Linked DNA regions of Homo sapiens: region 1 is linked to region 2. Evidence: chromatin contacts called from ENCODE Hi-C or POLR2A ChIA-PET data. All regions are on one chromosome and are shown on one strand. Each heading gives the region's core, a stretch centred on a gene start or an enhancer-like site at or near the end of the contact. The rest is flanking DNA. Distances are from core to core; before and after follow the strand shown. Region 1 overlaps CLHC1 (clathrin heavy chain linker domain containing 1). Region 2 has its middle 83 kb from the start of RTN4.

Region 1 (5,073 bases), core at 2,146-4,645, 42 kb before region 2:
TTTAGACATGGGATATAGATTTTAATTACTCTTAGAATTTAAAAATTTTAGGGATGGGTCTGTAGTCCCAGCCACTCAGGAGGCTGAGATGGGAAGATCGCTTGAGCCCAGGAGTTCTAGGCTGCAGTGAGCTGTGATTGTGGCACTGCATTCCTGCCTGGGCATCAGAGTGAGACCTTATCCAATAATAATAATAATAATAATAATAATAATTTTTTAAAAAATAAAATGGATTTTGAAATGTAGTAAGAAAAAGGGAGACGAGGAGTTCAAGAGTAGCCTGGAGCAACATAGTGGGACCCCATCTCTATATATTAAATACATTTTAAAAACCCAAGGCTTTCAGAGTTCAAATTATGTTTCGGGTAGTCCTTGAAAGGCTCTCAGAAGTTATTCTGAAAATTACCTCTATTGTGGCCGCAAAATAATATTTTTACTTTAAAATATTTAGGAAGTTAATACCAAGTTTATAAATTTGAGAGTATAGAGTGGGGCATGCCTGTAATCTCAGCTACTGGGAAGGCTGAGGCGGGAGACTGCGTGAGCCCAGGAGTTTGAGGATACAGTACACAATCATTATGCCTATGGTGAGCCATGCACTCCAGCCTGGGCCACACAGTGAGACTTTGTTTTGAAAAAATTTAAGAATACAAATCATAATTGTAGCTTTAGATTACCTCAATGGTTAACTATTGGGTTAACCCAATAGAGATTAACCCATATGGAATTGTTCTTTTTGTGGCCAAATATAGGAAACTTCATATGGTTCCACCTCTGGCTACTTGAAATAGCTACTGGCTTCTTAAAGTTTTCATTTTTGAATTTCTAAATGCTTGATAGTTTTAGGAAAAAAATTACTGAGTTGCTTTTTCTGTGCAAGGCACAGAAAGAAAGACATTATACTCACCAGAATTTGGTCCAAATATGAGCAACAAGATATAGACAAACAAACTGTAGTATTAGATGGAGACCTCTAATACTACACTTTTCAGATGTGAAAACTGAGTTCCAAAAGAGTAAGTGACTGATGGAGCTATGATTAGAATTCAGGTTTCCTAGTAGCCAATCTGTATTTTTATTATACCACATTTTTTTCATTATAATTATTTGATTATGTTTTGGATACTCTTATGGGTAGTTTTCCTTTGTTTTTTGCTATGCTGAGCATGATTTTTTTTGACGGGGGCTAGGGGATAGTACCGTTGAGTTTAGGTTGGAGTGGGTCATTGAGGGCTTTGAAAGGATTAGAAAAACTGTTGATTGGCAGGTATAGACATTAGCTAGTCCTAGTTTCTAGTTGATTTATGATATTAGGACATTGAGATAAACTTTTTCATTTTTGCCTTCAGATGACCTGTTGCAGCTATTAATGTCATGTCCCCAAGTTGAATTAATTCAGTGTCTCACTAAAGAGTTGAATGAGAAACAACCATCTTTATCTTTTGGTCTTGCTATACTTCATCTGTTCTCTGCAGACATGAAAAAAGTTGGCATTAAGCTACTTCAAGAAATCAATAAAGGTGGGATAGGTAAGTAGAATAAAATGTTGTGGGAGAAATAGTAGTGGGTTATCTAGGGAGAGGTTCAAGATGGTTATGCATGAGTTAACTCAAATTTCCCTAAGAGTTCCTTCTTAGCAAGAGTTAACTTTAGGAGTTTATAAATGTAAAGATTGCCATGTAAATAATAATCTATTGGTAATAGGATATATTTCTTGAGAGAATTAGAATGAAGGGAGTATCTTTATGAAGCTTGAGGGGAATATTACAATAATTATGATCACTAACACTAAAAACTTTGTATATATTGACATATGTGTATATTTAGCTTTTATATGTATTTTAAATGTTATGTAGATATAAACTATATGTTTTAATTCCTAAACCAAATGTATGTGTATTTACATATGTTATTCACTCTGAACCTAACTCTGCTGTGAATTAGAGAATAACTAATTAGGCTGGGTGCAGTGGCTCACCCCTGTAATCCCAGCACTTTGGGGGGCTGAGGCGGGTGGATCGCTTGAGCTCAGGAGTTCAAGACCAGCCAGGGCAACATGGCAAAACCGTGTCTCTATGAAAAAGATACCAAAATTAGCCACATGTGGCATGCACCTGTAGTCCCAGCTACTTGAGAGGATGAGGTGGAAGGATCGCCTGAGCCCAGGGAGCTCAAGGCTACAGTGAGCCGTGACTGTGCCACTGCACTCCAGCCTGGGTGAGACACTGCCTCAAAAAAAATGAGAGAGAGAATAATTAAAACTCACTTTTATTTTCTTTTCATTAATTTAATATAGGAAGTTGAACAGACAACTTCATTTTAAATTACTTGAAAACATATTTTGGAAGATAACTTTATATTTTGAAATTATCATTACAGATATCAACTAAAATATTTTCATATAAAAATAATAATTATGGTAGAAATAAAATTATAGTGATGACAGTATTCTAAAAAGTGATCCTCTTTTATGAAGTACCATAAGTAATGCAGGTAATAGATAAGAAATGAGTTCCATAAATTGATAGATCACTAAGATATTTTTAAAAGTAAATAATATTAAATTTCTTTAACAAACAAAATGATTTTATTTCCTTAAGAAAAATATTTGTTATAGAAGCCCCATCATTAAGAGTTCTCCAGCTAGAGACAGGATAAAGAGTTTGTCAAAGAGTTTCTTCAGTCCTTGGGTTAGCTCCACTAAGGCATTTATATAAGTGTTTGAAATCATGAAAACTTGACCTATAGGTTTACAGTTATTTCATAGTTTCTAGTGGTGCCTTATAGACTCTGTGAATAAGGATGAGCCCACATTCATCACTTTCTGAGCTCCTGCCTTATAGCCTTCAACATCTGCTGCCTTAACAAGAAGGAGATGAGTGGAGATGTGAAATGTGAGAAGTGGTAGAGGGTTGAATTGAGACATGAAGAGGTTAATGATAAGGGAGGAGGAGAAGGAACTAACACGAGTACTTACCATGAGCTTGACTGAGCACTGCATGTTATATCATTAATCTTAGGGGAATCAGGTAGAGTTTAACAGTAACTGAGTTGAAATTATGTCCTTTTCTATTTTTGAAGAATCACTAAAGTATAGATTATCAAATAAGTGCCATACTATAATATTGTATTTTTTCCCCACAGATGCAGTAGAAAGTCTTATGATAAATGATTCCTTTTGCTCCATAGAAAAGTGGCAAGAAGTGGCAAATATATGTTCACAGAATGGCTTTGACAAATTATCTAATGACATCACGTCTATTCTTCGATCTCAGGCTGCAGTTACAGAAATTTCTGAAGAGGATGACGCAGTCAACCTAATGGAACATGTGTTTTGGTAGTTCTATATCTTAACCAGCTGAGGGAGCTTGTACAACACCTTATGTATGCTGGTTGGGAAAAACTGATTTTAACGTAACTAACTTATAAATAAATCTAGAGTAAGAAGATCTCAGAAATAAATCACACTTTTGTTATGATGACATTTAGATTTGTCTTTGAAATATTTATACTATTGCTTCCTTTTCCCCATATGGTCATTTCTTATATTGAATCTTGATAAAATCCAAGATTATAACTTTGTGTGAAACAGTGTAGGGCATTTTTATCTAAGGACATAAGCTAATGTCCAGATATATTACTTTCTGGTGATGTAATATGATAGCAAGAACTGAGGAAGGTGTGGGTAGTATCCTGTGTGTTAGACTGTCTTCCCAAACATGAAATGCTACAAGCCTGACTTGACCAGAAAAGCAGGAAATCATTTCAAGGTTGGACTTGCTGGCAAAAACCTAGAGTATAGTAATTTTGTACTGCTGATTTAAAGATGCGCCCCATGCTTTGATATATATAAATATGGCAAAGCTTAGGCTTCTAGTATAAAAGCTGGGACTCTTGGCATGTTATTACTTAGAGAGAAGACCAGTCGAATTTTGCATAGAAGTAGACCTGTGATACCTATAGGTATGGAAAATATGTCATAAGAAGTGGTTTTGGATTATTTCAAGTGTCTGAATAAGTATTTGATTGAAAACTCTGAAAGTTCTGTGCCATGGACAGGTGTAATATTAAAAATATTTAATGATTAGTATGGCATGGGCACAAATCAAGCAGAACAGATACCTAATTAATCAGAACAGCCTTTAGCCCTTATGCCACACCAGAGCTTACTAGCTAAATGTCATCCTTGACCATGGAACATGGTTAAAATGAGCTGCTGGCTGGGCAAGGTAGCTCATGTCTGTAATCCCAGCACTTTGGGAGGTCGAGGCAGGAGGATCGCTTGAGCCCAGGAGTTTGAGACCAGCTAGGTAACACAGTGAGATCCCGTCTCTGTTATTAAAAAAAGAAAAAAAAATTTCAAGTAAAAAATGAAAATGATCTGCTATTAGAATAAGAGCAAAGAGCATAACTTTTCCCATCCTAAATTTAAATTGAATATGTATTTTTATGTTATAGTGGAAAGAAGATGAACGGGGAGTCAGACAGCTTCATATTAAAATTCTGGTCCTACCTCTTACTCACTTATAAAATATGGGCAGTCTTCCTTAGGCTTGTTGTGAGGATTAGTGATAATGTATGTGTAGTGTAAGTGTATAACATGATAGAGGAACTTAGGAAAAGATAGCTGTAATTCCTTTGTAATCGGCCCCAGAAACACACATTTCTCTACTTAGTTTGTACTTACTAAATCCCATATGTCTACTCATTTGTATTTATATGTTTATCCTTCTTTAAAGTATTTGATATATTGGTACAACTTATTGCTGAGATTAAGTTATCTGTCCACACTTGTATTAGGGTTGCCTGGCTTATCTTATAAATTCAGAAGCATTCAAGCTGAGTTTTTAATTTTTCCATTTGGTGCTAAATAGAATACTGGATAATTATAATTCAGCTTTCTAAAACGTAGCATTTTTAAAGTAATACATGTGCATAGTTTAAAAAGCAATTTATTACTAAAAGCCTTATCAAAATAATATTTTGATTTTTGGCCTTCATACAGGCTGTTGAAAAGAGCAGATAAAGGATGGAAAAAAGGAATGGAAAGGGAGAGGTATTTCGGCAGCACTG
Region 2 (4,466 bases), core at 37-2,536:
AACAAACATATAATCAATATAAAAATTACTAGTGAGATTTTAAAACTATTATTTTTGTGCCATCTTTGAAATCTTATGTGCATTAAAAACATTTTTTTAATAGAAATGGAGTCTCACTATGTTGCCCAGGTTGATCTTGAACTCTAGGCCTCAAGTGATCCTTCCCCCTTGGCCTCCCCAAATGGAATTGTAGGTGTGAGCCACCATGCCTGGTGCTATGTGCATTTTACACTTACAGCCCAGCTCACTTCCGACTCACATTTCAAGTGCTCAACAGACACATGTGACAAGTGGCTACTATGTTGGACAGCAGAGATCTAGACCCTCTAGTGAAGCCCCGATCAGAATTGTTTCCTCCTCAGGACTGGGCAAACCCTGAGTAAGTAACTCCTCGCATTTACTTCTGAAGCGGTTTTGAGTTGCCTCAAGAGCCCTTTTCGGTGGGCCCAAAAAGCTTGGGCACTCAGGGGGCTGCAGGTCAGAGGCTGGCTCTGGAGAATTAGATTATAAACCTAGAACTCTGTGTAAGCTCCCACCTCCCGCTTCACCCACCCTTTCTTCTTCCTCATTTAAACTTGAAGAATAATATTCTCTTTGCATATTTGCTTTCTGAGAACAGCTGTTTATGTCAGGAAGCAAACTGCACTTTATTGACTGCATGCAGGAAATTGGTGCTGCTCTGAGCTAAGGTGAATGCCTGCTGGGTGGGCATCAGCCTCTGAGAGATGGAGTGAGTCTGGGGGCTGTCTCTGGACTTTGGACCTGGGGGAGTCTTATTACTGAGTGGCCTTGGACCCCACACAGACCTTCTCCAAGTCTAGGATCTGCTTTCCCATTTCCTCAGCTTCTGTCAAGAGGTCAGGAGGAGTGGGGGGAAGAGGGGAATGCTGATGGTAGTGAGATAGGAGTTCACAAGATACAAATCATAAAGACCCCACAGATAAAACAGGATGCGGTAAAGAGGCAAGTGAAAATCAATCAAAACCCACGTGACCACAAAAGCAATCTCTGGTTGTCCTCTCTGCTCGTTATACACTAATTATAATAAATTAGCATACTAAAGGAAATGCCCACTAGCGACATGACAGTTTACAAAAGCCATGGCAACCGTCTGGAAGTTACCATATATGGTCTGAAAGGGAGAGGAACCCTCAGTTGTGGAAATTCCCCACCCCTTTCCCAGAAAGCTCATGAAAATCCACTCTTTGTTTAGCATGTGATTAAGAAATCACCATCAAAATAGCCAACCAGCAGCCTTTGGGGTTGCTTTGCCTGTGGACTCTCCACCCTTTCATTCCTTTACTTAATAAACTTGCTTTCACTTTGCTCTCTTGGCTCGCTCTTCCTGTTTGGAGCCAAGAACCCACATGACTTCCTGGGCTGAACCCCAATTTTGGGGTTCACCCTGTGACATCTTGACAAGCAGTGGCTTTATCAGCCGTGTGGCTGCTGGGTCTCCTTAGGGGTTATCTGGCAGGGGCTATGTTAAGGACGGTGAGAGCTATTTATGGTTCTGTCACTTAACCAGCTCAGGGTCCCTAACTAAGTTTCCCTTCTTCTCAGGGCCTCAGTTTCTCCCTCCATAGAATGGAGGAATTGGACTAGACACCTCAAGGGTACCTTACAGCCTTGTGAGGAACAGTAGTTCTAACGGAATTGAACTGAACACATACCGGTGTGGGCAGTATCCTGCATAAGGAGGAGGTTACAAGAAATACACATGACACAGTCCTCCCGTATTATTGGGAAGTAGATTTATACCTTTCTGACAATTTTTACAAGTATTTATTGCTTTTGCAAGTAAAAAAAAGGCAGGGAGAGGGAACAAATAAACTGAAAAATAAAAAGTAAACAAGCAAAAGACAACACCGCATTCTCCATGATGTGCTTATTTCACATTGCATGCCTGTATCAACACATCTTATGAACCCCATATATAAATATACTTACTATGTACCCACAAATTTTTTTATTTTTAGTTTTAGTTTTTTGAGACAGAGTCTCAGTCTGCTGCCCAGGTTGTAGTGCTGTGGCGTGATCTCAGCTCACTGGAACCTCTGCTTCCTGGGTTCAAGTGATTCTCCTGCTTCAGCCTCCCAGGTAGCTGGGATTACAGGCACCCACCAGCACACCTGGCTAATTTTTGTATTTTAGTAGAGACACGGTTTCATCATGTTGGTCAGGATGATCTTGAACTCCTGGCTTCAAGTGATCCACCTGCCTCGGCCTCCCAAAGTACAGGATTTACAGGTGTGAGCCACCACACCCGGCCATGTTTTTTAAAAATAATAATAATTAAAAAAAACAACAACAAAACTGGAGAGTGAGAACTAATTCCTAAAATGATCGGTATATTTATTTTTAATTTTCAATTTTTTTTTTTTTTTTGAGAGACGGTCTCACTCTGTGGCCCAGGCTGGAGTGCAGTGGCAAGACCTCGGTTCACTGTAGCCTCCACCTCCCATGCTCAGGTGATTCTCCCTCGTCAGCCTCTCAAGTAGCTAGAATTGCAGGCACATGCACCATCATGCCCGGCTAATTTTTGTATTTTTTGTAGAGACAGGGGTATACCATGTTGCCCAGGCTGGTCTCAAACTCCTGGGCTCAAGCAGCCTGCCTCCCTTGGCCTCCCAAAGTGCTAGGATTATAGGCATGAACCATCACTCTTGCCTTTTAATTTAAAAGGTTTTTTTTTTTTTGAGACAGAGTCTCACTCTGTTGCCCAGGCTGGAGTGCAGTGGCACCATCTTGGCTCACTGCAACCTCTGCCTCTTAAGTTCAAGCAATTCTCCTGCCTCAGACTCCAGAGTACCTGGGATTACAGATGTGTGCCATCACACCCGGCTAATTTTTGTATTTTTAGTAGAGACGGGGTTTCGCCCTGTTGGCCAGGCTGGTCTCAAACTCCTGACCTCAGGTGATTCGCCCGCCTCAGCCTCCCAAAGTGCTGGGATTGCAAGCATGAGCCACTGCGCCTGGCCGAAAAGTTTCAAACACACATAAAAGTGGAGAGCATAGTGTAATGAATCCCCATATTCCCATCACCCAGCTTCAGCAATTAACGTACTGCCATTCTTGTTTCACCGATTTCCTCCAGCTTCTACTTTGTTTTGTTGCCAGTTCTAATGTTTTTAAAGCAAATTTCTGGTGTCACATCATTCCCCCCATAAATACTTGAGCAGATATTTAACACATAAGGACTTCTGATAAAACATGGTATACCATTAGCACAACCAACACAGTTAACAGTAATTGTTAAAATATCATGTAATAAAAAAAGAAATATGTAATAATGTTTTCAGATTTTATTATTTTTTTGAAATGGAGTCTCGCTCTGTTGCCCAGGCTGGAGTGCAATGGTGCCATCTTGGCTCACTGCAACCTCCGCCTCCTGGGTTCAAGCAATTCTCCTGCCTCAGCTTCCCAAGTAGCTGGGATTACAGGTGCACACCACCACGCCCGGCTAATTTTTGTATTTTTAGTAGAGACAGGGTTTCACCTTGTTGGTCAGACTGGTCTCGAACTCCTGACTTCAGGTGATACACCCACCTCGGCTTCCCAAAGTGCTGGGATTACATGTGTGAGCCACCGTGCCCTGCCAATGTTTTCAGTTTTTCTGATATCTTTTACCACTGGTTTGTTCAAACCGGTAAAAGAATGTTTGGGGCTTTAAAAAGTATTAAAAAATACTTTAGGCTGGGTGCAGTAGCTCACGTCTGTAATCCTAGAACTTTGGGAGGCCCAGGAGGAAGGATCACTTGATTCCAGGAGTTAGGACCAGCCTGGGCAACATGGCAAAACCCCATCTCTACTAAAAATACAAAAATTAGCTGGGTATGGTGGTGCATGCCTGTAGTCCCAGCTACTCAGGAGGCTGAGACAGGAGGATCACTTGAGCCCAAGAAGTGGAGGTTGTAGTGAGCTGAGATTGCACCACTGCACTCCAGCCTGGGTGAAAGGGTGAGACCTTATGTCAAAAAAAAAACCCAAAAAACAAACAAAACTTGTTAAAAGGAGGATCACTTGAGCCCAAGAGGTGGAGGTTGTAGTGAGCTGAGATTGTACCACTGCACTCTAGCCTGGGTGAAAGAGTGAGAACTTATGTCAAAAAAAACCCCCCAAAACAAACAAAACTTGTTAAAAGTATCATCATACAATACGTAGTGAATTAAGTGCTTGTTTTTCCTTTGTACACTGAAGACAGATGGGGGCCCAGGACTTTTGCATGACTCTTGGACATCTCTGTTCCAACCTACTATTAGGAGAGTGGTATTCATTACCTTCCTAATACCTTCTTTTTGTTGCTCTAATCTTTCTTTGTCTGGATCATCTTCTTGAGTTTTTGCAAGCCACCTCCCTTCATGGCAGCTCTTGAATCAGTCAGACATGAACTGAAACCCTTCTGTGTTACTTGATAGCTCTGTGACCTCAGGCAAATTACCTCTCAGAGCCTCAATTATTGTAAA

The links. A loop is a pair of places that touch in the nucleus more often than their neighbours do. ChIA-PET counts read pairs that join two places held with the same protein, here RNA polymerase II (POLR2A). Pooled maps may share reads with other maps.
Region 1: a loop to region 2 is called in a pooled map, with 3 times the contacts of the local background. The contact joins two enhancer-like sites. A Hi-C loop is called at or near these places in 5 of 168 maps with a recorded cell type or tissue (K562, dorsolateral prefrontal cortex, naive thymus-derived CD4-positive, alpha-beta T cell and 1 more) and 9 of 50 pooled maps. POLR2A ChIA-PET finds 5 or more read pairs at or near these places in 7 of 52 experiments (AG04450, CD4-positive, alpha-beta T cell, GM12878 and 4 more).

What each region holds. Positions count from the first base shown.
Region 1 is chr2:55,174,058-55,179,130 of GRCh38, reverse strand. CLHC1 (clathrin heavy chain linker domain containing 1) reads left to right here. Exons shown (of 13, transcript NM_152385.4): 12 at 1,350-1,529; 13 at 3,145-5,073. The coding sequence ends at 3,341. Among named protein-coding and RNA genes, the nearest start is that of CLHC1, 56 kb to the left of the region's middle. Within about 2 kb of position 3,395, at least 2 of the 41 ENCODE cell types and tissues checked have a DNase peak (open chromatin) inside an H3K27ac peak, as active enhancers do.
Region 2 is chr2:55,130,736-55,135,201 of GRCh38, reverse strand. It overlaps a transcript of RTN4 not described here. Among named protein-coding and RNA genes, the nearest start is that of RTN4, 83 kb to the right of the region's middle. RefSeq lists enhancers at 1,015-1,309, 1,139-1,328, 630-1,542. Within about 2 kb of position 1,286, at least 23 of the 41 ENCODE cell types and tissues checked have a DNase peak (open chromatin) inside an H3K27ac peak, as active enhancers do.